2 separate regions of the Homo sapiens genome follow, and region 2 is linked to region 1. Evidence: chromatin contacts called from ENCODE Hi-C or POLR2A ChIA-PET data. All regions are on one chromosome and are shown on one strand. Each heading gives the region's core, a stretch centred on a gene start or an enhancer-like site at or near the end of the contact. The rest is flanking DNA. Distances are from core to core; before and after follow the strand shown. Region 1 holds the start of SEC31B (SEC31 homolog B, COPII component). Region 2 holds the start of PAX2 (paired box 2).

Region 1 (3,722 bases), core at 1,148-3,647:
GGGAATACAGGCAGGAGCCACTGTACCCAGCCCTCATGTCTATTTTTAAGTGAACCAACCCATATTCCTTTGGGGACATATTCTTAAGTTACAGTATATTGCCGGAAAACCTGTCCCATAGAAAAGCATACATTTTATGTGACCAAAAGAAGCAAGTTCATTCAAATTAGATGTGGAGTCTTAGTTGTGCAGGCAGTGAGAGACCTTTTGTGAGGTCAGGGAGTGGATACTTGTGGAATGCTATTCTTTGAAGGTCCCCACTGGCTTTTTATCTGTCTTCATTCTCTATAGCATTTGATAATCATTTCCTTAACAAACACCTGTGTGTCTAATATGTATCAAACACTGATAAGCCCTGGAGATATAAAACTGAGCAAGACAAAGTAATCACCTTCAAATATTACATAGGAGACCAGCAGTTATAATACAAAGTGAAAATAATTCTTTATCATTATTACTATTGAGACAGGGTCTCACGCTGTTGCCCAGGCTGCAGTGTAGTGGTGTGATCACAGCTCACTGCAGCCTCTACCTCCCAGGCCCAAGCGGTCCTCTCACTGTAGCCTCCCAAGCAGCTGGGACCACAGGGATGCACCAACACACCTGGCTAATTTTTGTATTTTTTGTAGAGACAGGGTTTCACCATGTTGCCCAGGCTGGTCTTAAACTTGTGGGCTCAAGCAATCCACCTGCCTTGGTCTCCCAAAGTGTTGGGATTATGGGTGTGGGCCACTATGCCAGGCCAAAAAGAATTTTTTTTTTTTTTTTTTGAGACATGGTCTCACTCTGTCACCCAGGCTGGAGTGCAGTGGCATGATCTCAGCTCACTGCAACCTCTGCCTCCCAGGTTCAAGTGATTCTCATGCCTCAGCCTCCCGAGTAGCTGGGATTACAGGCACATGCCACCACGCCCAGCCAATTTTTTCGGTATTTTTTGGTAGAGATGTAGTTTCACCATATTGGTCAGGCTGGTCTTGAACTCCTGACCTCGAGTGATCTGCCCGCCTCAGCCTCCCAAAGTGCTAGGATTACAGGCATGAGCCACTGCTCCCAGCAAGAATTCTTAAGAGGTGTGAGTTGAGAAAGTGCACTTTTAATTTGGCTTAATCATGTCCTACCCGAAACTGTGACTTAAGCTTCTGGTTCAAATTTCTTTAGGAGTATTCCATCAGTAACTCTTCTGCCTCCTTCTCTCAGGTTTAGTTTTTAACCCTGTTTACTTTTCCTCAGGCTTCATTCCCTGTTGTGCCAGCTAAGAAGTTCAGGAAATACTTGAGTACTTAGTAGGTAGGAAGCGTGGGCTAGGCACAGATAATGCACTGAATTACCTTCTGTCTAACTTCAAAATTGCCAGATCCACATGGAAGGGAACTGGAGTCGTGTCACAATGAGTTGGGCTCCATCATGATAACTGGCCCCCCATCTTTGGAGGTGTATCAGGCAGGAATACAGAGAATTCATGCGTTAAGCATAAGTTTCTAAGATTTAAAGCTGCCTACAGAATTTTTTTTTTTTTTTTGAGATGGAGTCTCTGTCACCCAGGCTGGAGTGCAGTGGCGTGATCTCAGCTCACTGCAACCTCCACCTCCCGGGTTCAAGCTATTCTCATGCCTCAGCCTCGTGAGTAGCTGGGACTACAGGCCTGCACCACCATGCCCGGCTAATTTTTATATTTTTGGTAGCGACGGAGTTTCACCATGTTGGCCAGGCTGGTCTCGAACTCCTGACCTTTGGTGATATGCCCACCTTGGCCTCCCAAAGTGCTGGGATTACAGGTGTGAGCCACTGCACCCGACCTGTCTACAGAACATTTTTATTTGGAAGTGGCACAATTTCTTCAACATAAAAAATACATTATCGGCTGGAATATCACCTGTGTTCTTGCAGCTCCAGAGGATAACACCCCTCCTATGTTCCTCAAATATTTCAGGAAGCCCCTGGCCCTGTAGTCTCACCCTCCATACACTTATAGCCCTTAATTCAACCAAGTTTTGGGCACCAGTTTCTGCTGGGCTGCAGTGCAACACTCACTGCCATTTACAGCCTCGATTGCTTTTTACGTTTTCAACTAAATGGATTCCACTGAGGGCTCCTGGGGCCAGGGCCGGGTCTTCTCCCGCTTCAATACATAGATAATGAGTTAGTATTTTCCCTTTTCAGAGACTGGCCCTAGAGCCTGGCTCAAACTGAATAGACCAGAACTTACTGGTCCAGATCTGACCCGCTGCGCAATCACAGGGTAGGTGAGGGAGGCCCGGTTAAAAGCTATAATCCTGTTTGGAAACGTTCTCCGTGGGTCTGTCAGTGTCTCGGGCTCGGCGCCCGCGGAGCGTGTTTCCGACGGTGCCCTGCCGGGGTCCGCGCCGCTTTGGTCCTCCGCAGCCGCCGTCCACAGCGCCCGGCTCCGCGCGAGAGCCCTGCCAGAGGAGCGGCTCCGGCCGCCGCGCCTGACCCTTGTCCGGGGTCTTCCGCACAGGTTGGTTCGCCCCGCCGGTCTGGGGTCCCTGGTAGCAGAGATTGCGCTGGGGACCCGGAGCACTGCTCCTTTCTCGGCAGAGCGCGGAGGGGAGCCCGCTTGCTGCGGAGCCCCCGGCCCGCGCCTGCCCTGCCCGCGGGTCCGGGCCTCGGGGGCCTCCACTACGTCTACCCTTGAATTGGATCCGGCTCTACTGTCCCTGCCGCACGGGAACCCCCAGCCGGATGAGGGTCTCCCTGTTCACTGCTGCCTTGCGCCTTCCCATCCGCCTTGGTCCTGACCTGGCCCAGCCGAGGCCGTCCGGTGTCGCTGCGTTTGGGCTGGGCGGGAAGGTCTGTCATTGCTGACCCTGGCGCGCCGCGCTTCGGCGACAGCGGGAAAGAGGCTGTGCTGACCGTCCTCCCTAGGGACTGGACTGCCAAGGGTAGCTGGTGCCCTCCTGCACGGCAGGTCTGTCGAGCATTTCATTGGTCATCTCCCCCTCACGCCCCCATGGCCAATCTGACCCCAGCGGGGGCCCTTTTTTTGTGAATAGATGCCTCTTAACAATGTGAATTAAGAGCCCATTTTCCCAGTTCCTAGACTGTCAGCGATTAAAACACTTTCTAGGGTTTACTTGCGACTAGTACAGTGGTTAGAAATACGGGCTCTTGATGCTGATGGGGGTTCACATCCCGGCCTAGCCAGTTGTCATCTCTAGAAAATGGGGATAATCATAGTACTTACCTGATAAGACCACTGAGAGAATTAACTGAGATATGCACATCAAATGCACAGCTGCTTATCGCAGCTCCTATTTTTGTTGTTAGGGAATCTTTTCCCAGAAACATTAAAATGGCTGTGACCAGCAGGTGGCACTGGTGACTGTATAGTAGAGTGTTGAGCTGGTCACAGAATACGTGATAGTAGCCACAAGTGTTTAAAGGTGCTTTGGAAATCTTGGCTTAATGGGCAGGCTTAAACTTTCTTCACGCTAGAAAGTACCTTAGAGATTAAGTAATACTATCTCCTGTTTTTGTAGGTGAGACTGATCTGACTATAGCTTACTCAAGCAGGTCACAGTAGGTCCCAAGCTTTCTCCTCAAGTTCAGTGTAATTTTTAAAAATCATTTCTACCTGTTTGCTAGCCTGTTGGGATGGGACCTTGAATATACATTGGAATTAGATCAGAAACCACAGAGTTAAAATGGATGTCCACATTCGAGCTTTTACCATATGCCAGACATTCGTTTGGAAACTAGTTACA
Region 2 (3,508 bases), core at 855-3,354, 230 kb before region 1:
ATTTTTAAACGCCCCCCCCAACCCCCGCAACGCTAAATATATGATTAGCGAAAAACACAGCTCTCCCTCCTCGGCTCTCTTGTCCTAAACACAGGTCCAAGCCGGGTCTAAAGTTTCCTTGTGAAAAGTTACAAATTATCCTTAATTATTAATCTGCAGATAGGGAGGAGTTTTCTATTTAGAATTTTAGCTTTTAAAAAAAAAAGCCTGCAAAAAAAATCTCAGAATAGTTTTTCAAGCTAAAGACATGGCATAAATTCAAATTTTATTAAAATAATTCCCTCTTTTCTCTATTTTTTTCTCCCTTCTCCCTTTTCTTCTGTAACATCATGTCAACTTTCTTTCTTTAATTTCCTTTCCCGTGTTTGGATTTCTCTTTTCCTTTCTCCTCAGCTTTGGCATTTGCTTTCCTTTTGTTCTTTCCCCCTCATTTTTTGCTCTTTGCTGACCCCCTGGCCAGGTTGCTGGCTGCGTGATCCTCAATGGGGAGTCGGCAGTCTAGGCAAGGAGCCTCCAGAGCTGAGAGCAGAGCTGCACTCTGCCGGGGGCCCACCTGGAAGGCTGCGCTGCTGGCTCTCTCCCTGACTTCGATTTCTTCTCGGAGCCCCTCTTTGTTTTTAGAGCATCCCCCAGGCAGAGGCAGGGAAAGATGACCATCGTGTCTTGACAACCTGGGATTCCCAATGTGAAGGGAAGGGAAGGCAAGGGAAGGGGGGTGGGAAAGAAAGGAAGAGGAAGAAAATATTTCAAACCAACCCACAAGAAGCCTATGCTGGGCTGGAAGGGCCTGGAGATGCTGAGAGATGAGGGTCAGAAGGGGGCACCCCACCCCCACACTCTTCTGCCCAATTGTCCTGACACTGAGGCTGAATACTCTTGGAGTCTCCTGGACCCCACGACTCTTAAGTTTGAGAAAGATAAAGATGTGGGGAGACAGGAGAGGGAGGCAAACAGAGGAAGAGAGAAAGAGAGAAAAGACAGAGAAAACAACAAAACAACACCCTGAAAACTGCCTGCTAATTTGCCCCCCAGCCCAGGGCAAGAGGCTGACTAGGGAGAGGGTGGCTGGAACCAGGGCTCCGAGGCCGTGGATCCCATGACCTAAGAAGGAGCGGATAGAAAGAGCAAAGGCAGGTGATAGGGATCAGGGAAGGTAGGAAGGCAGGCAGACAGAGAGGTAAGAATGGGTGACAGAAGGCAGGAGAGAAACTGGAGGCATTAGAAACACCGGGCGAGGGAGAGAAAGAACGAAAAGAGGGACCAGAAGCCAGGGAGGCCTCCAAGATGGGACCTGAGCGCGAGGGGCCGGGGCCACGCTGGGACTGGACAGGGTTGGGACGGAGAGCCCCGAGCCGGGACAGGAGCCGGGCGCCGGTACTCACGGTGCATCGCGGAGAAGGGGTCTGCTTTGCAGTGCATATCCATGGGGAGGCAGAGGAGCGGGAGCAGCGCGGCCGCCGCCGCCGTGTCGCCTCTCAAACTCAACTTCAGGACTTGAGGAGAAAAGGGAGGGACGGTGGGGGAGGGAGGATGAGTGAACGCCCGGCTGCTGCGGGGCGCGCGGGGGCGGGGGGCGCAGCACTGCGCTCCCCGCTGGGGCTCCTCCGGGTTGGCCGGAGCTTGCAACTGCAGTAGCCGCAACTTGCCACTGTCGGGGCTCGGGGCTGGGCGGTCAGCAGAATGGCCCCGGGGCGGTGGGCCGGGCCGGGGTGCACTGGGGGCGCATGGCTCGCGCTGCAGCTGCAGCCAGGGCTGAAGCTGGGCGGGGGAGGCGACTCGCTCAGCTCCCCTGGAACCTGGTCATCCGAGAGGCGGTGGTCGGAGAGCGCGCGGGGCGGGGGCGGTCAGAGGGCGCCGGGAGGGGAGCCGGGCCTCTCCAAGTGCTGGCGAGTTGGCGAAGTTGGCAGAGAAGTAGCAATCCCGGGGATGTCCGAGGTGGCGCCTGCGGGAGGGGAGCGCGCGGGCCAGGCCCCCGCCCCCGGAAAAGGCAGGCGCACGCCGCCGCGGCCGAAGGGCCGGGAGGGAGGGAGGGAGCCGAGCGGCGCTGGCAGCTCTGGGCTGGCCCCAGGTGGGTTGCGGCTGCGAGAAGACTCGGCCGGAGACTGGAGCCTCGGCTCCCGGTGTGTGTCTCTCTAAAAGCTGCAAAGCCCCCTCCAGACCTCCTCCCCCTCCCCGCGCCGGGAGATGGATGACTTGTCAGACAAAGGCAATAGATTCCACCACTCTGTGATTCGCCAGCGCTGGAGCCCCGAGCTTCGGCGAGGAGGGCCCCGAGCCTGTCACTCCGGTGCCGGCTAGGGGAGGGCAGGGGAGGGAGAAATGGGAGGGAGGGAGGGAGGGAGCAGCCGGCGAAGGAAGAGGGAGGGAGGGGAGCGGACCGGGGGAGGGGGAATGGGAGCCCGGGATTAAAACTACACTGAGAAACGAAACTCGCCGATAAGATAAACGCTAGATAAGGATAAAGAGCGGTCAGTCTAATGAATATTCAGGTAACGACAGAGGGCCTCGGAGCGCGCTGCGCTGTGAAGCCGGGCTCTCAGTTCTAACTCGCCCAGCCCTGCCATCCACTGGCCAGTGCCCGCCTGGGCCGCGCGGCCCCGGGCCCAGTGCGCATCCCTAGCCCCAACCCCACCACCCTCGGCTCTGAGTTCCCTTCCGTTCCTTCCCGGCTCTTCCTTCCTCTCTTTCTGGTCCTTCCCTTTGGCCTTTCCCTCCGGAGGTACCTTCCCACCCACGCACCCCCCACTTCTCATTCCACGGAAAAGTGTCCAGCAGTTTGTCTTGTCCCCTCCCGTTCCACGCGACTGTGCGCAGGGCCTCCCCAGTCCCCTTGCCCACCGGGTCTGGGCAGTCCAGAACGCTTGGTTCAGAATCGAGCTGAAGACCTCCGGCGAGTACCCACCTGCCTCGGTGGGACCCAGCGGATGGCGGGAGAGCCGGGGGACTTGGTTTCTGAACCCTCGGGTGACTGGGAAGGGGGTACAGGGGAGGGAAACAGTGCGGAGCTGCAGGTCGCTGGCGGCAGAGGATGTGGGAGACGAGGCTGGCTCTCCCCGGCTGGGGAGAAGAGGAGGCTGCGGACGCGGCTGAGCGCCGCCCGCTGCTAGCTCGGTGGATCCGGGGCGAGCGCAGGAGGCGCAACCACGGGGACGTCCCCACTCCTGCCGGAGCCTCCGCAGCTCTCTCTGGCACTAGCTCCCTTGCTCGCTGGGGTCCGCTCGCACGCACCAGGCAGAAGAAGCCCTTTGTCTCCTAACTGGTTAAGTACAGAATATCCGGGAGATCTTCATGAAATATTTTCCCTCGTCTCATAAATCATCTTGGCACTTCAGCTGATGTTTTAACTCTCTCTCCCTCCTTCGCTCCCTCCCCCCGCTTCCCTGGGTCTGCGAAAGGGCGGCTCGGCGAAGCTTGCGCAGCGCTCTTGCAGCCCGAATCCGAGATTCCTCCAGCCCCCGTCTGCAGCTCCGGGCGCCCCGCGGAAGCGCGGCGGACTCGCGCTCCCCTC

Evidence for each region. Hi-C counts contacts between places; a loop is a spot of excess contacts on that map. ChIA-PET counts read pairs that join two places held with the same protein, here RNA polymerase II (POLR2A). Pooled maps may share reads with other maps.
Region 2: a pooled map shows a loop between it and region 1 (5-fold over the local background). The contact joins the promoter of PAX2 here to the promoter of SEC31B in region 1. A Hi-C loop is called at or near these places in 1 of 168 maps with a recorded cell type or tissue (chondrocyte) and 3 of 50 pooled maps. POLR2A ChIA-PET finds 5 or more read pairs at or near these places in 3 of 52 experiments (GM12878, Panc1 and endothelial cell of umbilical vein).

What each region holds. Positions count from the first base shown.
Region 1 is chr10:100,518,536-100,522,257 of GRCh38, reverse strand. SEC31B (SEC31 homolog B, COPII component) reads left to right here and starts at 2,397. Exons shown (of 26, transcript NM_015490.4): 1 at 2,397-2,476.
Region 2 is chr10:100,744,178-100,747,685 of GRCh38, reverse strand. PAX2 (paired box 2) reads right to left here and starts at 2,104. Exons shown (of 10, transcript NM_000278.5): 1 at 1,383-2,104. The coding sequence starts at 1,425. RefSeq lists enhancers at 1,372-1,913, 3,013-3,062.